3 separate regions of the Mus musculus genome follow, and regions 1 and 2 are each linked to region 3. A link is a loop called in an ENCODE intact Hi-C map of the cell type or tissue named here. Cell type or tissue: left cerebral cortex. All regions are shown on one strand.

Region 1 (8,000 bases), 100 kb before region 3:
GCCAGGAGGATTGAAGGGGAACATGCCACAGGCCACCAATGCAAAGAGCAGGAGGGCTATTGTGTGCCTACCCCTCACCCCAGATGACTCAGCCCCATACCCCAGTTTATTCAGGAGCAGAATACAGATGTGCTCAGAAGGGCAAGGAAGATCAGAAAGGTGCTGGGGCATTTGATAAGGGATGGATCTGTTGGTACCTACGGGAAGGTGTGATTCTATAAACAATGTCCCAGAATTCCAGGTATGAGAAGGAGTATGGAACATTTGGCTGGGAGATGTTTCTAGGCTGAGGGCAGCCTTTGGGCAGGGCCAAGGAGTGGGAAATTGGGGCCGACTCAGCAATACTTTTTGTTCCCAGTATGTCTGTAGGGATAGATTCTTAGCAAAGGGATGGTTGGCACACAGGAGCTGACTGAAGGACTGAGTGGTTGGATGATCTGGTGTAGCTGAATTCTAAGCAATGCATTGGGTAATGGGTCAGAAAACTAGCCATGAAGGGAAAATAGAGAAATGAAACAGTGGTAACAGCAGAGTACTCAGGCAGGAAGATGGCTCAGTCAGTAACATGCTGCTGGCCTAGCCTAAGTAGTTAGCTCCAAACCAACGAGAGACCTCAATTTAGAAAAAAGAGAAAGCTCCTGAGGAATGAACCCCGAGGTCACCCTCTGAACTGTATATGCATGCACACATATGGGTACAGGTGTCCCTGGGGCTGGGGAGGGAAGAATGGTGGGCTGTGTGGCCGAGGGTGCTGCTTGTCTGAGGTTGGCCTGAGACCAACACACACATATCTGCACATGCACACACACACACATGTACCTGCATACACTTACCACACACAAATACCTGCTCATATACACACACACCCTTTTACACACAGATATATCACACACCTGCACACACACATATACATATATGTATATACACACATGTACCACACACAAATATACACATGCCTGTATACACACATATACTACACCCCTGTACACATACCTGTCCACATATGCACACCACACATACATATGTGCACACACATTGTACGATACCACACAAGCACACACACACACTATATATATATATATATATATATATATATATATATATATATATACACACACATATACCACACAAACATACACACATAAATACCACACACATGTCACACAAGCACAAACACACACATGGACACACACACACACACTGTATATGCCTGCACACGTGTGGGTACAGGTGTACCTGATGCTAGGGAGGGAAAAATGGTGGACTGTGTGGCTGGGGTGCTACTAATCTGAGGTTGGCCTGAGGACAGGACTCACCTGCACACACACACATGCACAACACACGCATACACACATGCCCACCACACACACACACACACACACACACACACACACACCCCACAGCTCTGGGTTGAAGGGAAACAGCTAACTGAAGGGAGCTAGATGCAGAGAGCAGTCCTTGGACTCATTTAGGGGTGGCAGCAGGTACCAGATGAAAAGCTCACTCATATGTCAGTTGGTTTTGGTTTTGGTTTTGGTTTTTCCTTTTTAAAGATTGATTGGTTGGCTGATTGATTGATTGATTGATTTATAAGTGTTTTTTTCAAATGTGTATCTGAGTACCATGTGTGTGTACAGTTCCTATAGAGGTCAGAAGAGGGTGTCAGATCCCTTGGAACTGAAGTTATAGATGGTTGTGAGCTATCATGTGGGTAGTGGGATTCAAACCTGAGCCCTCTGCAGGAGCAGCCAATGCTCTTAAGCATTGCATCATCTCTCCAGCCCCTCTTATTCACTTTTGATTCCTGAACCTGGCAGCTGGACATGTCAGGTAGACATATTATCCTGAGAATGAGGGGAGATAGCCAGTGGGGGTGGGGTTGCACATACTTCATAATCTTCAGAGCCCTTGCAGTGCATTCTGTGCCCCTCCCCACCTCCTAACGCTTTTCATGTAGACATACATGGGTCAGTTGGCTTTTCCCTTAGGGAGAAGATAGTCACTGTTATAGGATGTGTGCTGCCCTGCAATCTCAAGTTAGCTTGCTCAGCTCTGCCATGGTAACATCTGCAAACAAATTAACCCAGCTACACTCTGATAAAACTGTATTTACAAAAGCAGTTAGCAGGCCAGCCATCTCTTTGCACATCGTGTTATTTTCTCTTCAGAAGTCCTACAAGGTTGCTACACTGTCACTATTAATTATTGTGTGAAACAGAGAGGCCTAGGGACAAAGTAACTTGCCTGAGTTCATAAGACTATGCAGTGTAAAACCAAAATTTGAATCCAGACTGGTCCACCCCAGAACCCATGGGGTGCCACCCACATACACTGCCTCCCTGTGGGCCGGGAGGAAGCAGGGGCCTGGAGTGACTGTGGCTCCTGCTGATTCCTCAGGGGCATTGACCACTTCCTGAAGTAGGATCCCTCCAAGCCTCAGTTTCCTCCTTTGAAAAATGGGAATGATGGTAATATGTATGCCACAGGAATGTCAGGATTAAAACAAGCTAGGTGTGTGAGGTAGCAAGCCACAGGTAGACATTGCCTCCTACCACATAGTTCTAGCACCTGGGGTCCATGCATGTTTTTCTAAAGTCCCCCTCAGCTGGACCTGTCCTGCCCTGCATCCAGCAGCCCCTTTGCACCACGACGTCATGTGAGGCCCCTACCCCTCCCCTTATTCTCCTTGACCTTATTCACCAAACACCAATTGAGTGCTTTCAGTCAGGTACTGCTGGCTCTGTGGGTGGGGTGTAATAAAAGATGGCTGTCCCAGGAGAAGTTTGTAGACAGTGAGGACACAGAGTTGAGGCTCAAAGCTCTGGAGTCAAGCAGGCCTTTGAGGGGAAAGCTTTGTTGTGACTTCCTGGAGACTTAAAAATATCCCTGGTTGGCTGTGGCTGACTTGAGAGAAGACAGTGTTCCCCAGAATCATCCCTCCCAACTAGGGGACAAAGGCAGGCATGGCTCAGGACAAGTGTGGGTAGTAGCTCTAGAGCTGCCCTGCAACCCTGTCTGGTAAGCTGTTGGAAATGAGGAACTAGAGGCTTCCTGGCCAGCCAGAGAGAAATCACACTTCTCTGAGGAACTAAAGTCCCACCCTCCTGGCTCGTCATTCTTCCTCCCCAACGCTGGCCTTGTCTCATCTCATCTGGGCTGCTGTGGGAGGGACCCCTGCCTTGCAGGGCCTTCCTGTTCAGCTCTGTGGAGAACAGAGAGTTTGTGTTGGTTCTAGCTGAGGATGGGGTTAGAGCAGAGCCCTGCCTGCGGGAACTGCTTCTGCATCTCAGAGGAAGGCTCTTCACTGCCATTGAAAGAAGCTTTGGAAGAGCCTCAGCCAGGCTCAGTGACTCCCTCAGAGACAGACAGTGATGTGGGGCTATGAGCTGAAATGAACCCTTTCCTTCACAAGTTGCTTTTGGTCATAGTGTTTTACCATAGCAGTAGAAGCCCTGACTAGAACACTGCCCTACAGAGGACCTGGTGGGAAGGCGCCGGCTTCTCCACGAGCCTAGGTGAGATTACATCTAACCCACTCGTTGCTAATGGGGATCTAGGGTCTAGAAAACAGTCACAGATGACTATAGGAGATTAAATTAGTTTTAGTTGATCAAATTTATACCTTTACTGGAACTTCCTGCTATTCTTAGCATCATGTCTTATTTTATGAAGTGAAATTCTCATGACATGAATTGCACATAAAATGCATGTCTACCTGTGTATCTCACAGTCATATGCTGGGAGATCCTTGGACAGCTTTTAAATCAGACCTTGATATTACAAAGGACACATGACCTTGGACGATGAAAACAGATAAGAATATATGACTGAGGAATCATGAGTTCCTCTGATAATTTTGTGTGCACATGTGTGTTCATTGGTGCAGTCGTGTATATGTGCATGTGTGCACACTCATGCAAAGAGCAGAGGACAATCTCAGGTTTCTCTCCTCAGATGATATCAACTTTGCTGTTTTGAGACAGGGTCTCTTACTGACCTGGAACTTGCCAAGTAGTCTAGGCTGGCTGGCCAGTGAGGCCCGGGGCTCCTGCTGTCTCCACCTCCCTAGTGCTGGGATTACAAGTGTACACCACCATGCCTGGCTTTAATATGTGGGTTCTGGGGAAGTGAACTCATGTCTTCATGCTTGCAAAGCAAACACTTTACCAACAGCACTATGTGACTTACTCTGGTCCCAGAAATGTAGGTTGTCAGCTGGTTTGACTCATAGTTCACCCATCCCACTGAGATGGTCTGGAAAGCAGCCAGCCCTGGAAAGCCTCCTGCACACACCCTTGGTTTCCTTCCCATCCTGTGTCTCTGCCCCCATTTATTGTTCTTTTCCTGGAGCCAGGGCCTGTTCTCATCTCACCCACCTCCTGGTACAGACCCCAGCAAAGGAAGAGTCTAGGATGGATGTGGGCATGCAGCAAGTGACTGCTCCATTCCATTCATTTCACAACTGAGTACAGTTGATTATTAACCAATCTCAAACTTGTGCCATGCCCTCTGGGAAATTTCTTTGTGTTTTCATCCATAAAATGCCACCTTCAGTCCAGTTTAACTGCTTTGTGAGCTCAGCAGAGACATTTCAACAACTTTTGTGAAGTTTCAACCAGGCTCCAGTGGTCCTACATTGAAGTCTCTCTTGGTAGCACTTACCACTGGGCTATTGTAGCTTATCATTTTCTGTAGAATCCTACCCTTGTAGGGCCTGGAGGACAGTGGACTATCACAGGCTGTGCTGTCTCAGGATCTGACACAGGGTGCAGCACACACTGTCCCTATATGGGAATCAGTGGATGGATGGGCAGTTGGCCAATCTAGGAGATAGATGGGTCTTACTCAGGTCTCCCTAGCTAGTAGGAAGCAGGGCAGAAACAGTTTCAGTTGCTGGTCCTATGCTTGTTCTTCTCTGAGTTTTGCTTTTGAGGTACTAAATCTCCCCCAAGAAGCAGAGCTCAGAACCTACTTGGGCCTCTGTCTTAGGAACTGTAACCCAATGTATAAAAATATTCTCAACTTTTCTAAATACTTATCAATCCAAAGTTGTTGAAACACTGGAGGTGAGGTGGACAGAGAAGCTAGGACCCATTTTACTTTGTCACTTTGTTTACTGTAGGCATACATTTTTTGCAACCTACTTTTAATAAGGATTCAATCTCTCTTCTAGCCCACCACCCAAAAGAGGTAGTGGAAGAGAAATTTGTTAGGATATGGGGGAAGTGGACCTGTTCAGCAATAGTTCTTTGGGAGCGAGCTCGATCTTCTTGGGCAACAGTTCAGTCCTGTAGCAAACACCAAATATGATGCAGCAGCTGCAGACCAGTCCTCTAGGCAGGCAGACACCAGGCACAAGCCAGCAGCTACATACAGTCCAGTCCTTTCAGCAAGCAGACACCGGGCAGCTGTAGTTCAATCCTGATGAAACTGCTAGGTTCACCAACCGGCCTGAGGCAAGGCTGCTGAAGCAGCAAGCTACCACAAGAACCTCATGAGCAGTTTTGGGGTGAGTTTCTCTCAATGGCAGTGTTATCACAAGTTGACCTCAGCAACACTATGTAAGATGAACCAATACATGTGTGTCTTTAGCAAAGAATAGCAAGGCAGAGGAAATTAAACCAGTGCTCAGTGCTCATCTCCCACTGTCTGTGGAGTCATATTTATATTCTTTCATCAAGGGTCCTTTCACTTGTCTGCTATATCCAAACATCCTTTCATCTGTGTCTGCTTCAGGAAAACAGTCTTTCCTGTGTTTGCTTTAGCAAGACATCCTTTCATCCTATGTGCCCCAGCAAAACACCATTTGACATAACTCTCCAAAGAAACTAGAAGTTTCCACTTCAGCTTACTTTGCTACTTTGTTACTTTGTTTGATTTGTTGCTTTGTTTACTTTGTTACTATGTTGCTTTGTTTACTTTGTTGCTTTGTTTACTTTGTTTCTTTGTTTACTTTGTTACTTTATTCACTTTATTATACCTGAGACTGACAGGTGACATTTGTGCAGAAAGCTAAATGTTCACAGGTTCCACATTTGAGAGTACTTATGTGCTCCTAAAAATTAGTCAGAAAACCTAGTGTGAGGTGATTAAAGAACTTCAATTGTTGGGAGCTAGCAATGGCTCAGAGGTTAAGGAGTGCATACTGCTCTTGGGCTGCAGCTCAGGTCCCTTTTCCCACATCTGGCAGCCCACAACCTCCTATAACTGCACACACACATACAACTAAAATATTTTTTTAAAGTATTCAAAATGTGCTATTTATTGTCATCCCTTGGAATTCTTGAATTCTAGAAGATACATTTGTTTATGAAATTGAAAAACATGAAGTTTAAAATAACTGAAATTTTTTTAGAAAGCAGATGAATGCAATTTCTTTTCTTTTTTTCCATTTTCTTTTTCCTTTCTTTCTTTTCTTTTTTCTTTTCTCTTTTTTTTAACCTTTTTTTTTCCTGGCTTGAACTAGTAATTCCTTAGTGATCTGTGCATTCTGTTGCTGGCACAATAAGCCACTGTTGGTAGCAGAAAGGCTCCCATACTCTGTGGTGATGATTTTTTTTCTTTTTGCTAAGAGCTGGACTCCTTTCTTTGCTGGTCCTGGCTCTGATTACACTGAGGGGAAGGTGGGAGCTTCCATAGTCCCCATTAAGGACTGGAGACCTCTAGCTAATTAGAGAGTGTTTGGTGAATAGATGTCAGCCTATTGTAGTTCTGTTGGGCTTTCCTGTGGGTGAGCCAAGTGGGTGGAGGCTTGAGAAAACTCAGGAGGAAGGAGTAGTGTCCCCACCTTAGAGCACACTCACTTCCTTTCCTGTATAGGAACACTGTACATACATGCTGCATTTTAAATGTGCGATGAGGGAGAAGCCATGGTTGGGCAGACTCAGGCAGGGGTGTTTACACAGGCAAGGGCTTTTGGACTAGGTCTAGGGAATACATATACAAATGAGGAGAGCAAAGACAGTCAATCCTGCGGCCCCTGATTTCTGTTCACTAGCAGCAAGACAATAAGAACTGCTAGCCCAGCCAGCCACCTAGCTGAGAGGGCACAGACCCAGCAGCCAAACCAACCAATGTGTTTTCCAAAAGTGCGCCTCAGGGACCCCTAGTGCCTACGCAGCTTCACTGGCAAATCACTGCTGGCACTTGCCAGCTTCAGGTGAATTCAGTAAGAACCAGCTATGGGTTTTTGCTTCCATCCCTGAGACACCTCTCTGACTATTCAGCACTTGATCCCCACTTCTCTCTGCACAGCAGCCATGCCGCCGTACACCATTGTCTACTTCCCAAGTCGAGGGCGGTGTGAGGCCATGCGCATGCTGCTGACTGACCAGGGCCAGAGCTGGAAGGAGGAGGTGGTTACCATAGATACCTGGATGCAAGGCTTGCTCAAGCCCACTTGTCTGTATGGGCAGCTTCCTAAGTTTGAGGATGGAGACCTCACCCTTTACCAATCTAATGCCATCTTGAGACACCTTGGCCGCTCTTTGGGGCTTTATGGGAAAAACCAGAGGGAGGCCGCCCAGGTGGATATGGTGAATGATGGGGTAGAGGACCTTCGCGGCAAATATGGCACCATGATCTACAGAAACTATGAGAATGGTAAGAATGACTACGTGAAGGCCCTGCCTGGGCATCTGAAGCCTTTTGAGACCCTGCTGTCCCAGAACCAGGGAGGCAAAGCTTTCATCGTGGGTGACCAGATCTCCTTTGCCGATTACAACTTGCTGGACCTGCTGCTGATCCACCAAGTCCTGGCCCCTGGCTGCCTGGACAACTTCCCCCTGCTCTCTGCCTATGTGGCTCGCCTCAGTGCCCGGCCCAAGATCAAGGCCTTTCTGTCCTCCCCGGAACATGTGAACCGTCCCATCAATGGCAATGGCAAACAGTAGTGGACTGAAGAGACAAGAGCTTCTTGTCCCCGTTTTCCCAGCACTAATAAAGTTTGTAAGACAGAAAAAAAAAAAAAAAAAAAAGAACCAGCTATGGCCCTCCGTCTC
Region 2 (8,000 bases), 120 kb before region 3:
CCCATCACCACAGCACATTTGTTCATCTTAATGGCGTCTGCAGGCCCTGGGACAGCCTTTGCCCTGTCCAGCTTCTGCCTACCTGCCCTGGAATTATGCTTTTTGTCCTCAACTAACACATGACTTCATCAGTCTTGTTGTATAAACTGAGGGAAATAATGCATTCGACCAACAGGTGGCAGCCTTCCCTCTTCATCAGACTGCCCAGTCACACCAACCAGTTAAACCACTGGTGGTAGGTAGAGTGTCCTGAAGAATCATATATTTGCCCTTTCCTTCTGAAGAAAGAGTTTGTGTATCATGCCATCCTTCTCTTTATAAGTGACTCTAGTTTAAGGACTAGTAAATCAGTTTACTATTAAATAGTATATGGAAATAATGAATACTTTCAAAATATTGAAATAATGCTCAAATCTGGCCCTGTCTTCATGCCTGATTTGACACCTGCAGAGACATCTTCTCTTGTCTCAAAACAAAGCAAAACAAAACATAAACTTTCTTGAAGGTACATGAGAAAAATAAAACATGATTACGTAGAAAATTGGATGTGACGGTGTACGCCTGTAATCACAGTGTTCAGGAGATGGGGGAAGAAGGCTAGTAGTTTGAATGAGCCTCAGCTGCATAGCAAATGTGAACCAGCCTAGGCTACAAGAGACTGACTCTGGGATCAACACCACAAGCTGGGAACATATCCTTCACTTCTGACTACTCTGATATTAACACTAAGAGCACTGGCTACTCTTCCAGAGGACTTGAGTTCAACTCCCAACATTTATGTGAAGCTTAATAACTGTCTGTGACTCCAGGTCTCTCTTCTGGTCTCCACAAACACCAGGAATACACGTGGTACACAGACATGCAAGCAAGCAAAATAAAAAATAATTAAAAAAATTTAAATGTACGAGACCACACTTCTCCAATCCCACCAAAAAAGTCCTATCTATTCTCATTTAGACTTCTGTCTGTGAGTCCGGTGGCCACCATTTGGAACACAATAAGAACTTATCCTATCCCAGTTTTGGACTTCATCATACCAAGACCTTGGGTCTCATATTTAGAACAGATTGCTTCTTTCAGAACCATAGCTACATTAGTCATTTCAGACATGGTCTTTCCAGTCTATATTGCCTGTTTCCTATGGTGTCTAAATCCATAGGGTCCTGTCACCTTGCAGTCATGTGAAAGAAGGTGGAAAGTAAGGTAAATAGATGTATTGTTGGGAGGGTTAGGGAAGGAGAGGACTTAGGCTCAGTCTCTTTCAGTTCTCACAAGAGTAATCTGGTCCAGAGGGCCAAAGCATGCCCACGGGAGGGTTTAATCTCGATAACCAAAGAGTTGCACCTGGGTGTTGGGATCCTGTTGACTATTCCACCAGATCCCACATCCGCTCCCAGCTGTTGCCCAGCTCCAATGCATACCTGTGTCCACTGCAAGGGCCCTAGTACTCTCTTCTCTCCGTGATGAACATTTGATGCTCAAGACAGCTAAGTATTTCCCGCGTTTGTCTGACTTGGAAGAGGTTAGATTTGAGATGCTAGTTCACTTCGTTCATACAGGCTGCAATTACTGTGGACCTGTAGAGCGAATACACTGTAACAACTCTGTGCTAGGATTTGGGAGGCAAGAATTCAAGCTCTAGCCTTGGGTAGGTCCACTCAGTTCTCTCTAGACCGCAGATAGAACGCTCATAGTTCAGGCACCCTCCACCAGGTGGCTCTGAAGACCAGGAGAACTAACTGGGACGCTTTTGACAACAGAACATCAGAGAGACTGTCAACGTTACGCTAACAGCAGAACGAGGACTGGCAGATTTGTACTGGACTGCAGCAAGTTCAGGGAAGAAGTGATTTGAGCCAGATCTCTGATCTTGAGCAAACGTGTCTACTCAAAGAATAAATAGGTTTGGGGGGTCGGAGGGAGGCTGATTGAAGAGCAAAATATATACAATTCAAAGGCGCACAAGATACTAATGTTTCTAGAAAGAGAAGCCTAGGCTTCTAGGGTCTGGGTGATTCCCAGCATCTAGAGGGATACTTCGCCCAGCTCAGGTGAGTTTCTGGCCGCTGTCAGAAGCCTCACGCCCCGCCGCTTGGGCGCCATGACCACGCCCCCATCCTCGGCCCTGCCTCTCGGGAGACATAACCACGCCTCCACCTTCAGCCCTGCCTCTTGGGCACCCTGACCACACCCCCATCGTCAGCCCCGCCCCTCCCGGAGCCCGCCGCTGGAGCTGGCCTAACCCGCTGCTGAGGCGAAGCAGCCTAGTGCCCGCCGCCGTAGGGCGCCAGCGGAGCTCCGCGAGCCCCGCAAGTGGCGAAGTCCGGGTGAGCTAACCGTCCCGGCTCCTCAGAAACCGAAAGCAACTCAGGGTGGTGAGCCGGAGGCGTGTGTGGTAGCGGGCGAACTGAGGCGACGCGGGACACCCGCGCCCGGCCGAGGGCACTTTTGCAAGACTTGTGAGCACAGCCCGTTAACGTGAGCTTAATGCCAGGGTCTCGAGCCTGCGCCGGTGCTATAGCGCGTGCTCGATTGGAAACAGAACCCGACTCTGCAGAAGGTGAGTTCCAGATTTCAGCAGACCCGGGCGCCTAGAGGTGAGCACCCACCGCAGGTTGGACGGAGACAGTCCTCACACCACTGCTTGACCCCCTTGCCACCCAACTGTGAGGTGTTACAGTTCTGAGGACAGTTCTGAGGACTTTTGTTGCGGATCCCTCTGGGCCATTCTGGTTGGCTTCTTTCTTCCTCAGCCTCTCCACTCTGTCTGCTGACTTTCCATATTTGGCTATTTTACTTTCGTGAGAACTCTGTTTATCTCGCTGCGGCAGGCGCGGGGCTCGTCGGAGTCCAGTTGTGGGCTAAGGTCTGTAAAATGAGGAGAGACTCCCTTCTCCCCAATCCTCTCCATGGCCTGTGAAAAAAGGCATCCAGCTTGTTGCAATAAACATCGGGCATAGGTGCTGTGTGAAAACTAGATTAGGGCCAAAGAGGACGGTTCCCTTTTCCAGGAATATACACATTTTTTAAAAGTCTTAGGGAATACTTAAAATGCAAAGAAATTGGTTAAAGCATTTCTGAGAATAGAACTTCCTGGGTGTGTGAGAGATAATTTTAGACAGCAAACGTCTGGGTTAACGAGTCCTCCCCAATCCAGAGATCCTAACATAACTGAGAGTCTGGATAAAAACCTGACACCTTGGACAACTGATTTAAACAGAAAAGGCAGAAATTACAGATGGAAAGATGGATGGGAGATGAAGGTGGGAAAGGTAGTGAGTTCAGGAAATGGGTTGTCTCCAGACTCTGGACTGTAGTCTCCCTGGTCTCTTGTAGGGCTAGCTGTGGAAAGGGGCCACAACAGAGAAGGGTGACGTTCTCAGGGTCCCTGGCTAAGGCCGGTGGTGTGGGACAAGGATGGCCGACGTCAGTGGAGAACCCACTGGATGTGGGTGGATGACATAGGGGCCCAGCCACTGGGAGTAAGAGCTTTCCTTTTTGGGGTATCTCAGGGTGACTTGCAAAGTTGGGGAGCCAAAGCCTCTGAGTCAGTCCTGTTAGACTAGGGGGAGAAACAGCCTTATGTAGTTACAATCCCCACTTTCCTGAGGGGGGCCTTGAAGAAAAAAGAGCCACTAAACGTGAAGCTGCCCCTTATGGTCCATTTGCTCCTCACTCAATGTCATGTGCTCTCATTTTGTCCCCCACGACACCCTTGTGAGTCAGGGTAGCTTTGCACATCCCCCAGATGTCGAGGGGAAGCACCTAGTGTCAACTCAGTCCTGAGCTCTGCTGCTGGGCCAGGCGGGGGACTCTGAGGTTTCTGCTTCAGGACTGTCAGCTTGGTTCCTCAGAGAGCCACAACTGCCTACCTCCCCTTTAGTCTGAGGGGTCAGCAAAAGGACCCAGATTCCCCTAAGTGCCTGGAGCATCTGTTCCAGCAATGTGGGTAAAGTTCTGCTGGAAACTGCCCCTGACGTTGTATGAACCAATGCCACACTGTCCACGCAGCCAGCCAAGTGACTGGGGAAGGATCTGTGTCTGATTTTGTGGTAGCCTGGAATCTGGCATTGGTTAGCCTAAAAAGATGTTGGCTGAACTGCACTCCGTTTATTTGGGGTGTGCCTCCCAGTTACTGAGGGCGGGTGTTAGTAAGAGTTGATTAGATCCCAGGAATCAGATTAAGATGCAGGTTATAAATAACCTATCACATTACACTAGCTTCTCTTTCCCAGAGAGAAGGGAGAGGTCCCACATGATTTCAAGCTAGAACTCAGAAAACCTCATAGCAGGGAATGGGCAGCAGCCAAGCCTGAGCCTTCTGAGGCAACTCCTATGTTCTTTCCAGTATATGTTGAGTAGAGGAAGCCAAGACTCTCTGGACAGATGTGAGAACCAGTGAGGAGTTGGCCCCTGGCCGAAGTTTTAAAGACTTAACAAACCAGAAGAAGAGGACACCGGAACAGATGCAGTCTCTAAGTGCTTTCTCCACCTGGGTTGCAGCTCTTCCAGGGTTCTTCTGGGCAGGAGCTAGTGCTCCTGAAGAGACTGGTCAGAATGGGAGGGGTGACAGGTGTAATATCTACCAGCATGAGAGACAGGGAAAGGTGAATCACTCTATAAGACAGAAACAAAATGCCAAGGGCTGGGCACCTGCTGCCACCACCCAAGGATTGGGCCAGCATTGGTGTATTGCTTTGCTGAGATAAAAGTACTTAAGGAATTCCTATGTGTGGTCTCTGGCAAGCCCTGTCTTATGAGGAAGTGGAATAGTAGCAGACCTCGAAATAAAAGTGAAAATACTCGTTAGTCCTGACAGAAACTCTAGTCCCCAGCATATTTTGCATATTAGTATCTGCAGGCAGCTGGCTGTGATGCTCTAGCAAATGCAGTGTGCACGTGTGCTGCTGTGCCCTGTACCCAGATGTGCAGGTTGGTCCTCCACGTCAGGGACAGCCCAGAGAGCAACTCTCATTTCAGCAGCCTGGTCCAAGTCAGTGTCTCTCCTCAGCAATCCAAAACACCTCTGGAATCTCCCCACAGCCTTTTCTTCCCTTAAGGCCAAGCTGCACTCCTCCCAACCCAGTCAGAAACCTCCACCCCCATGAACAACCTACTGTGTGTCTTCTTCCTGAGGTGCTCCCCCTGCTCCTCCCCTGCTCCTTGGTCTCAGCTGTCTGCACTCTGCCATTGACCTAACCCTAACCCTGACCTGGGAAGCCCTGTGTTTCCCAGAGTTTCTCCCAGGTTCCCTAGAAGCCTCTGGAAAGAGATTTCTGCACTTTGGGCTTCTGCCTCACTGGGTTCCCTGCACCTGCTGTGCTGCTCTGAGGCTTAACAGGGCTCCTGAGGTCTGACAATCCTCTGTCGCCAGCCAGCAGGCGCCATGCAGCTGTCCTCTAGCCTGTCCATCAGCCACCTCCTTGGACCCTGTCCTGTCCCCACTGGCGTTCCCCAGTGTGGCCTAATTCCTCCCATCCTCCTCCTGCCTTGGAGGTGCCAATGTGGCTGCGTCTGGACGCCAGTTTTGACCCTAGACTCCTGTCCTGGAGTTCTTTCACTCTAAGGCTTAAACTACATTCTAAAGGAAAGACACTTGGCTTCTGTAATATTAGCCACCTTGATTGGCTGTGGTATCTCAAGAGCTCCCAGGACACCCTTGTCACTCACATCAGCCACTCCAGCCTCCCAGTTCTCCCAGCTATTGCAAAGTCCACTGCTGTCTCCCTGTTCTTGTCAGCTCCTAACTAGGCTCGGAGTCTCTTTCCTGGACAGCCTGAAGCACTCATTTACTCTCTTCAGGTCCAGGTTTGACTGTCTTGGTTTTTTTCTTTCCACACTGCTGCAGAGGGTCTTCTTAAGACTTAGCCTGGTTAACACCCATTTCTTTCACTGTGTCAGAGTGTAAGAATGTGGGCTGCGTGACCTGATGAGCTTGGATTCAAATCTGGATTTCATTCTTTTATTTTTGAGACAAAAATCTCACTACATAGTTCGGGCTGCCCTTGAACTCACAATGTAGCCCAGGCTGGCCCATAACTTAACGGTAACCTTCCTGCTTCAACCCGCTAAGTGCTGGTATTGAGGGCACTTGGTACCCTAGCATAAGAAGCAATCACATATGGAGTTTTGACTTTCTGGGTGTGATATGTGATTAAGGCAAGTTGCCTAATTCTCATGAGCATCTGTGGTCCTGACTGGCTCAAAGAGGTGGTGCTATCTCCCGCCTGGGGTGGCTAGACAGGTAAGATGAGCCAATATCCGCACCAAGCCCGTACCTGAGAACTCAGGGAGACTGTGTGTTTAACAAGGCTAGAGCTGGGAGACCTCTGGGGCCTTGAGGAATGCATTCCTGACCTAAAGGCATTCAGGTTTAAGTAAAAACAGACACAGACTGGCAGATGAGCTTCCATGTGCCAGGGTAGACCAGAAACCATGTCATCCTATGCCGTTGCTTCTCTGTCTAGGCCAGAGACCTCAGGGACAGGGGTGAGTGGGTTGGGACAGTAACACTGGGCGTTAGCTAGAGTGAGTCCCAGGCAACTTCAAAGACTCAAGACTTGGGGCCAGGACTCTGGGTCCTTGGGGAGACTCAGACTGAAGCGTTGAGAACAAATAGCATTTGGTAGAAGGCCAGCACAGTGGGGAGCAGAGGGAAATTAAGCAGAATGGAGAAGTAAACCAGAGGTTTCAAGTCACCAGGAAAGTCTCCTTTTTCCTTATTCAGATGGGTGGCTTAGCGCTGGAGGAGAGGGGAGAGTGAGTGGGGTCAACAAGCAGACATTGCAAAGGGCCTCCTGAGAGAGAAGCTAGGAACTCACCTTGGGTACAGCCGAGGAAAGCTTGCCGTATCTCCCAAGTCAGCATAAATCAAAGACAACAGAACAGAGCAGGGCTGGGTAGCCAGCTTTGGGGGTAAGAGTACTGGCTACTCTTTGGGAGACCACATGACAGCTCATAATGGTCTATCATTCTGGTTCCAAAGGATCAAATGCCCTTTTCTGGGCCCTGCTGACACTGTGTGCACATGGTATACATCCATACATGCAGGAAAAACACGCACACATAAAAATAAATATGTTTTTAAAAGAAACAGAACAAAATGATGTAACTACAAAATCAGGTGGGGTTTAAGCGATATGGGCAGACATGGGTGTTGAGACGGCTTTGTAGCCAGGGAAGAAAATGGATTTTCACCTAGAGGTAACTCTGGAGGGAACAGCCAGGGCAGAGATGTCTGCTTCATTTTGGATGCTTTGAACGTTTTTGGGTTTTGTTTGTTTGTTTGTTTGTTTGTTTGTTTGTTTGTTTTGAGTGTTTGAGGTCTGCAGTGGTACAGATGGGTCTCTCAGGGAGGTCATCCAGGTTCAAAGGAGAAGATGGGTCTCACATCATTGTACACTGTCTTCCACGCCAGCTCAGGGTGCTTTCAAGGAAGCTATACAGTATTTGAAAGTAACTGCTGTTAAATCCGAGCAGTCGGGGGTTAACTGTGTCACATGTGCTACAAGGATAGACTAGGGGAAGACCAGAATGACCAGTGGCACTTCAGTCACAAGTGGCCTTGACAAGAGAAGTTGGAGAGCGTGTTAAGAGGCTTTCTAGGGAAGCTGAGGTTATGTGGGCTAGTAGGGATGAGACACAGGGATTCCAGGGACATCTGAGAGAACCACAGCTTTGGCTCTCCACAGTTCTGTGAGAACCTTAAGCTGAAGGATGGAGCTGGCCAGTGTGGAGAGGTTAAAGGTCAAGCAGGTGAGCAAGAGTGAGAAGCCACCATAGACGGTGCGAGTTCAGGGCAGGCATTTACCAGCTGGGGAGTTTGGCTGAAATCAGAGTTTACCTCTGTAGCTACCATAAGAGGGCAAGGGCAGATCAGGGGCCCCATGTAGGGAGCCGCACAGGTGTGGTGGCAGGAAATAGAGGCTGTTCTGGTCTGATGACTTCTTTGTTTTTCTGTGCAGTAGGAAGTAGTTTCCCAGGGAGGCTAGAGGGAGTAG
Region 3 (8,000 bases):
ATGGATCTCAGAGGCCATCAGCTCCATCATCCCAGCATGTGTAATGATGGGCGAATGAATGCCTGGGCAAGTGGGGATATGAGTGGATAGGTGGATCAGTGGTGGGTGGGTGGGTGGTTCAGTGAATGGGTGGATCAGGGGTTGGTTGGATCAAGGGGTGGTTGGATCAGGGAGTGGGTGGGTGGTTGGATTAGTGAGTGAGTGAATCAGTGAGTGGGTGGTTGGATCAGAGGATGGGTGGATGGATCAGGGGATGGGAGTGGATAAGTAGGTGAGTTGATGGATGAATGGATACATATATGGATAGAGGGATCTGTTGATAGGTAGGTGGATAGGTGAGCAGAGGAGAGGCGGGTAAATGGGTGGGTGAACGGGTGAATCTCAGTCAGTTTTCTTCATATTGAGGCAGAGGTACAGATACTTAGGTCTGACTATGGTGGACAATCTCCAAGAAGTGCCTCTTCATCCCGATGTCATAATGAGAACCATCTCCACTGAACCCTCCCCCACCACCCAGGTTCCCTCCCTAGTGTCTTATTGGACCTCAGAGGCTGTGCCATTGTGGAGGGGACCACAGCTCAGTTCCAGGTCGCTGCTGTACATCTAGCCTTGACTCTGCACCTTAGAGGTGCTAAAGTTGCATTTCTCAGGTAGGTAGCCCCCTCTGATTCTAGATCTGCTTTCTCCCCCTGCTTGTGTCCCCTGCACAGCACAAGGGGGAACGTTAAGGCTGGTTTCTCTCAGAAGCTTGCTCTGCCCAAAGTAGACAACAGATGTGGCTTCCTCTAAGTTTACAAACCAGGTTGTGCACCCTCAGGATCAGGCCCGAGTCTGCTCATCTTTGACCAGTGAGGATTGAGGGGCCTCCCATGGCCGCCTGGGTCCTGGGTCCAGCTTACTTTCCGGATCCCAGGTGGCCTTCCAAGCTCAGAGCCAAGTGTGGCTAGCTGTCTACTGTAAGTGCAGGAAGCTGCCACTTCTGGGGAGATTCCCCTCTTACCTTAGGTCCACCTCCTTCAGGGCCACTATCACTGTAGGGGTCCTGCTTTCTGCTTCACACTCTAGGAGAAGAGAGCCTTGATCTTTTCTAGGGAAAGTAGAAAGTTGAGCGGCAAACTGGCAGGAGTTGAAGAGTGAGCTCCATCCTCGGCCGCCCTCTGCCTCTTCCACTGCTGGCTGCCTCCTGTGCTTTCTGCTCTTCCTCTTTGAGAAGTTGTACTGGAGGCACCAACTGGAGGAGGGACCCAGCTGGGCTGGTGTTTGTGGAGTATGTGTAGGTCCCCAGAGCTGAGACACAGCTCCCTGCAGAACCTGGAGGCAGGCCAGCATCGGTTGTCATGGAGACCCACCTAAGCCTCTTGGCCTGAAGCAGTATTAGCTGGTGAGGGAGGGCTGACCCGACACAGAGAGAGTGGTGTTCCCAGAAGGCAACTGAACCCTTACTCTCTCAGTACCATCTGGTTTGATGCTACTAACCTCATCAGACTCTTTGTGAACCTGCTATTGGCCGATGTTTCTAGCTGCCTGGTGAATGGTACCCGAATGAAATACAGTCTTTCCTCCAGGAGGGCATTATTCAGGGCACCAGGAGCCCATGAACTTGTCTCTACCTTTATCACTTCCCTTACCTGTCACTCTCTCTGTCTTTCCTTCCCTTGCACCAAGCACAGGCACTGATGGCTCAGGTAGGTCCAGGAAGAAGAAAGAAAGTGGGTCCTGGAAAGTCTAAGTGATGTCAGGAGCTGACACAGGCTTCCTGCTGTGCCTGCCCCTTGCCGCACTCACCACTAGGTCTCTAACTTTCTGCTCTCTGGACATGGTACCACACATAGGCTATTCTGATTGCAAGCCAACAGTAATCCCATTTGTGTCTCACAGAAGTGAGGAGGCACTGAGAAAAGAATGGTGTCCTGCGAAGGAGCAGCAAACTGTAACAGCCTGCACCGTCAGATCCCAGGGTCTGTACACTGGACCAGCACCAGGGAAGGGAATGGCTTTGGACACATCTCATTCAATTATGTTAACAATGAAGCAGAAAGCACAGGACAGTCTACTCAGCTGCGACTGCCCTCCCCTTGCGTATTTGAGGTTTTCAGTGTGCAGGTTCTTCTGCCTTCCTGCCCCTGGCAGAGGCTGCAGGGTCTCCTGTCAGGAACTGGGTCTTATGGTCAAACACTTCTCTTGGCAAATTCACATCATGACAGTCCTAACAGGTAAAAGGATGGGTTAGAAACCTCTACTACAGTTCCCAGGTGTCCTCCATCCAGGACCAGCTAAGGCCAAAGAAATCTGAGGCAAGTGCCAGGACAAGAGTGACTGTCTTAGTTAGGGTTGTACTGCTATGAACAGACACCATGACCAAGGCAACTCTTATAAGGACAACATTTAATTGGGGCTGGCTTACAGGTTCAGAGATTCAGTCCATTATCATAAAGACAAGAACATGGTAGCATCCAGGCAGGCATGGTGCAGGAGGAGCTGAGAGTTCTACATCTTCATCTGAAGGCTGCTAGCAGAAGCTGACTTCCAGGCAGCTAGGATGAGGGTCTTAAAGCACACACCTACAGTGACACACCTACTCCAATAGGGCCATACTTCCTAATAGTGCCAGTACCTGTGTCAAGCTCATTCAACCATCCCATGGCCAGCTGATAGCACCCTTCCCGTGGGTTAGCTGAGTGTCACCTTGGGTCAGGAGCACGGCTGGGACTGTTCTTTCTGGGAACCTTTCACAGACTGGAGAGCAGCAGGAACTCTCACCACAGAAACACTGAGTGTGCGCCCACCCAGCTCCTTCTGAACCCCCTTAACTGGAGCTCTATGTGTAAACTCTGGGGCCTGGTCGAAGATGAAGGCAGAGAAAGCAGGCCACCTCCTATACCGGCCAGGGCTTCCAGCTTGGTGGGCAGGCACCTGCAGAGATCCAGGGATACCTTGAAGAGGAGGTCCACCTAGGGGCCCCGCCTTCTCTCAACACTTCATATTCTCTTGTCCCCAGGCTGCAGTGCTGAGAATCTGCAAGCACAGAGCTGCAAGGGTCTTTTATCCCCATACCTGCTGGAGTCCCGGCATCAGACGGGACTGGGAACTTCCTCACACAGCACAGCGAGCAAGTTCAAAGTCAGGACGATACCCTCTGTTCTAAACCACTCATGCCCACTGCACCTCTGTGGCCTCAGCAAATCCTCCAAACCTCTGGGCACAATCATGACAGTCAGTTCCAGAGAGAGAACAGACATATCCCCTGTTCTCTGAGGGAGGGGGAGCAGGCTGTGCCCCCCCATCCCCTGTTCTGTAATGGAGGGAAGCTGCAGGCTGTGCCCCTGTCTGCAGTGTGGAATACTGTGTTACATTCCGAGTCCCAATGGCTCCTGGCCCGTGCATGGCAAGGCACCAGCACTGACCCATGGAAAGTCTGCTATAAGCTGTCATGGCACTTGCCTCGGATTGCCTAAGCTGGCCCTGGATGGAGGCCACCTGGGAACTCTAGAGGAGCTTCCTACCCATCCTTTTTACCTGTTAGAACATGCACGAGGGAAGCGGTATTTCCCCAGACCTCAAAATACTAGAAGATCTTGCTGGGCCGAATGAGAATGAAGCCAGGACCCTGAGGGAGGGGTTGAACTTGTGTCCTGGGGCTGAAGGTAGAATGTGTGTGAGGGTAGAGACTGTGTGAGGGTAGAGAGTGTGATGTCACTGTGTGCTGAGTCTAGGACCTGGCCCTCTGTAAAATCGGCTGGAAGCAGATGTAGCAGCAGAGGCCCCAGAGCTGGTTTTGTTTTAACCCAGTGCACTTGGCTGTCTCCCAGGAGGTAAACCACCGTGCCACCCCTCATCTCACCCACGGCACGCTCCATGGCACGCAGAAGAAAGAGGAGCAGGCTGAGCAACCACAGGAAAAGCAGAGGGGCTGAGTTTGGTGCTAGGCTCCAGTGGGGCTGGAAATAGAATTCACAAAATGAAGTTTGGAGCTGTAATATGATGCAAATCAGAAGCAATCTGTCCAGCAATGGAGGGGCTGCTTCAAAATCTCAGATGTAGCAACATCCCCAACTCTGCAGCCAAAAGGTAATTACAGCAAAGCACGCCTCTAGCTTTGCCTTGGAGAAAGCAATGGCATCCTGTGGTGGACTGCCTGGCAGCCCAGGAGTGGGACTCAAGTCAGGTCTAGCGGGGCTGGGGTGGGAGCCACAACCTGGCCCCTCTGCCTCAGACACCGAGAGACGCTGACACCTAACCTGACCTGTGTTGCACTTTTGCCTGAGGACCAGGAGCTCACTCAGTGTTGTCCCAGGCTAAGGAATGCTTGCACTCTGAAGGAATAGAGCAGCTTACTTCCTTTCGGATGTAGCTGGGTCACAAGCCCTTTGGCAAATCTTTATCTCCAGTAAGTATTTATATTATGATTCATTATAGTAGCAAAATTACAGTAAGTAGCAATGAAAATAATTTTCTGGTTGGGGTCACCACAACATGAGGAGCTGCACTAAAGGGCCACAGCATTCTGAAGGTCGAGAACCACTGACGTAGTTCATGTCAAGCTTGTTCTTTCCTTGGGAAACACCTCTTAGAAAGCACATGGTGACAAATTGTTTGGTCTCTATAAATGGGCCAAAAAAGAAAGTTTGGACAAGAAAAAATGTGTGCAAAACCAAAAAAAAGGACCTTGCCCTCCCTCCCTCCCTTATGATGTCACCAAAGCAGGATTAATAGGGGAAATGCAAACCCCTAATTCTTCCACACAGACCACACATCTTCACAACTCCGCATTTGCATACGATTTACATACATGTGCATATGATTTGCAGAACATTCAGCAATTCTTAAAGTGTGAGGAGTGTGGGTAGATCCACATAGGCCCAGGCTGTCAAGGACAAATTTTTGGAACTCTGTTTCCTGCCTTCTGGTGGCTTTCCTTCGGAGTTCAAGGTCCCATGTTCAATCTCCAGTGTCTTGGAGATATTGCTGAGGTTTCTCTTCCTCTAGGATCTTAGTACAGAGACAGGGGTCTCGTGAATGAAGATGCGGGGTGGAGACTGTCCTGGACTGGACAGCACTTTGCTGGGTGACCCTGCAAAGAGGCTCTAAAGGGACTCTTGTATATCTCAACCTAACTGTCCAACTCTTGAAAGAATGGACCCAACAAAATGTGGTCATTTCTCCCAGGACTCTCATGTTGGGAGGGGAAAAAAAGGCCACAGCCATATGATCTGTTGGGAAGAGATTCCACACGGCTCTAACAGCTTGTCGATATACCTTTCAGGATGAGACGGAGGCTCAGACAATGATGGGTTCGGTGGACGGGGTGGGGCACACCTTGGCTGGCATTGCTTAGATGTGATATCCTTGTCCTCTATTTAAACCTTGGTCTGCAGAACCCTGGAGACTGCCTTGGATCCCTTTGTCCCTCTTCCCAATGTGGCCACATTAAATAAATCTCCCTTTTGGCTTCTTGAGGACAAGTGGCTGGACCTGACCTGGGTCTCAGGTTGTGGTCCTCAAGTCTGATAACTCTATGGAGACTAGGCCTATGGTAGGAACCCTTTCTGTATCTTTTGAGAAACAGAACTATCATTGGCACAAACTCTCTTTCTATTACCCTCATTGATCCTGGCCCTAAACCTTGATGCCCACAGACTCAACCAGAAGGGGACTCTGAGGAGGTCCCAGGGTCCAATGTTTCTTTGGCCCCACCTCTACAGCTCCCCTGAAATCCTGGTTTGTATGTGGGAAACCCAGGCTCTGCCTACAGCTCCCTTGTCTGAGGCTGGCAGCAGGCTGGCAAGGACAGGCTCAGAATTCCCTGTTGATCAGAGCTCCTCATCTATTTGTGTTTAGCTGGCGCCAGGAAGGCGTGTCCCAGGTGCCCAGTGCTGAGGCGTCAACTCTTGATTGGCTATGCTCCTCCTGGACACCCCAGTCCCCAGAGTCCCCCCAGGCTGGTAAACATGGCAACAGGAATCAGCTGCCTTGTTCCCTGGCTTCTGCTGGTGAAAGTTAACTGAGGATCAACTTTTTCCCTCAGCCTTTGGTGGACTTTCCCGGCCCTGTCCCCTCCCTCGCGGACTCCTCCTCCTGTCTAAGTTTCTTTCTGAGCAGATACACCCCTCTGAAGAGCTAAGGAGTCCTCTGTGCTTGTGACTCACGTAGCCTCTACCTTCTAGAACAGTGGTTCTCAACCTTCCTAATGATGTGGCCCCTTTAATACTCATGCAGTGGTGACCCCGTCCATAAAATTATTTTTGTTGCAATTTCATAACTGTAATTCTGCTACTGTTATGAATAGTAATATAAGTCTCTGATATGCAGGATATCTGATATGTAACCTCCATAGGGATCATGACTTACAGGTTGAGATCTCTGGCCTAGGGTCTCTAATGACATTGACCACAGGGCTACATTTCTCTAAGAGTACACACTGAGTCACTAGACCAACCCCCACATTAAGTACGAATCCTTCCACGGATGCCTGCAAAGTCTGCCTCATGGGAGTTTAGTTTGTATTTGATTTATGAAGTTCATGCTCATACAAAAACTTAAAATGGGGCTGGTGAGATGGCTCAGTGGGTAAGAGCACCCGACTGCTCTTCCGAAGGTCCAGAGTTCAAATCCCAGCAACCACATGGTGGCTCACAACCATCCGTAACAAGATCTGACTCCCTCTTCTGGTGTGTCTGAAGACAGCTACAGTGTACTTACATATAATAATAAATAAATAAATCTTTAAAAAAAAAACTTAAAATGATGGTCTGGCAAATGATCATTAAATGCTAAGTCTGTACCAACCTATGGTATGGGTGTAACTGCCACCTCCGTTTTACACGTGTGAAAACATAGCTATTAGTTAAACAACTGGCAGCTCACATGTAACAAGTGTGTTGAAGTTTGGTCTTTTACTATGTATTTTAATGCTAAATACGCTGCCCGCAAGGCCTGGTTGCCCATAGGAATGAGAGAATCCCCAAGTACAACGTGACCTTGCTCCTTAATTTAAAACTGTTGGTTAAATTAAATGCCAACAGCCAATAGCTAGCAGAAGAGACATAGGCAGGGTTTGGGGTTCCTGGGTTTGGGGTCTGAAGAGGAGCACAGCAGAGAGAAGAAGGTGGAGAGGGGAGGAAGCTGCCATGAGGGAGGTGAATCATAAAAACATAGCCATGAAGGCTAGCCAATTGGAGTAGGAGCTGTCCCAATGGAACATGGTAAATTATAACTCAGGGTTATTGATGGGGAAATAGATTATAATAGCTTAGAGGGTAGATATCTGCCCAGCTCTAGTGCTGCTTAAGGCTTATTATAATAATAAAAGTTGTGTGTCTTTTATCCAGGAACTGGATGATCAAAGGTGGGGCACAAAAAAAAAAAAAAGACACCTGATTGAAATTGAATATTTTCTCAAACACAAGTGGTAATCTAAAATGTGATTCAAAGCAAGGAGCCTGGTGCCGAAGTTGGCCCTGGGGACAGCTATAGAGTTCTACAACTGAGCTTCCTTCTTTTGATTTGTCAAAGTCCTCCATTAATCCTGTCAGATGATCTCCTGCAGTTGACACCAGAGCAACAAGGCACAGATGCTCTAAGGGCTCTACAGACCCGCCACTGAGGCTACAGTTGGAGCATGGTCATAAGAATGCCTCATGACAAACAATGCCTTGGGAAGTGTGAGAGGCTCCAGGATACAAGGCAGAGGGCCTTCTACCTCAGGTGCACTGTGTTCCCCGGATTGTTCTTGGATGTGATTTCATACTTCATGCATGAAACATTTACATTCAATTTATAAGACACATTTCTTCTTGTTGGATGTCAGGTTGTAGCTATAGAACCTGGTCTATGTACCCTGAATCTGGATACGGCCTTCTGCCTTGCTTTTGTGCTTTCCCAGATAGAATCTATAGTATGTCCAGGTAGTTATGCTTAAGTTGGTCTGTCCTGAGAAAGTTCTGGGAAAGGGCTGCCCTGTTAATATTTAGTATGTGCTTACTGGTGTTTATTCACATATT

The links. Hi-C counts contacts between places; a loop is a spot of excess contacts. Peaks named below come from ENCODE experiments on the same cell type or tissue, not always from the same donor. Only the 100,000 strongest peaks of a DNase experiment are listed, where the experiment ranks them.
Region 1: it touches region 3 in a loop (3-fold over the local background); 2 of 42 quality-filtered maps call a loop at or near these places.
Region 2: a loop joins it to region 3, with 2.9 times the contacts of the local background. A loop is called at or near these places in 24 of 42 quality-filtered maps.

The regions. Positions count from the first base shown.
Region 1 is chr1:192,073,712-192,081,711 of GRCm38, reverse strand. The region is part of intron 1 of Traf5 (TNF receptor-associated factor 5); the gene reads left to right. It also overlaps the pseudogene Gstp-ps. Among named protein-coding and RNA genes, the nearest start is that of Traf5, 15 kb to the left of the region's middle. In left cerebral cortex, no CTCF peak of the experiment used is centred here; DNase peaks (open chromatin) are centred at 3,083 and 4,277.
Region 2 is chr1:192,086,816-192,094,815 of GRCm38, reverse strand. Traf5 (TNF receptor-associated factor 5) reads left to right here and starts at 2,217. Exons shown (of 14, transcript NM_011633.2): 1 at 2,217-2,560. In left cerebral cortex, CTCF peaks have their summits at 168 (motif pointing right) and 1,715 (motif pointing right); DNase peaks (open chromatin) are centred at 3,110, 3,397, 3,838, 4,170 and 3 more places; H3K4me3 peaks cover 2,227 bases; H3K27ac peaks cover 1,060 bases.
Region 3 is chr1:191,970,710-191,978,709 of GRCm38, reverse strand. It overlaps Rd3 (retinal degeneration 3), which reads right to left and starts at 1,340. Exons shown (of 3, transcript NM_023727.4): 1 at 1,001-1,340. In left cerebral cortex, no CTCF peak of the experiment used is centred here; DNase peaks (open chromatin) are centred at 1,290 and 3,880.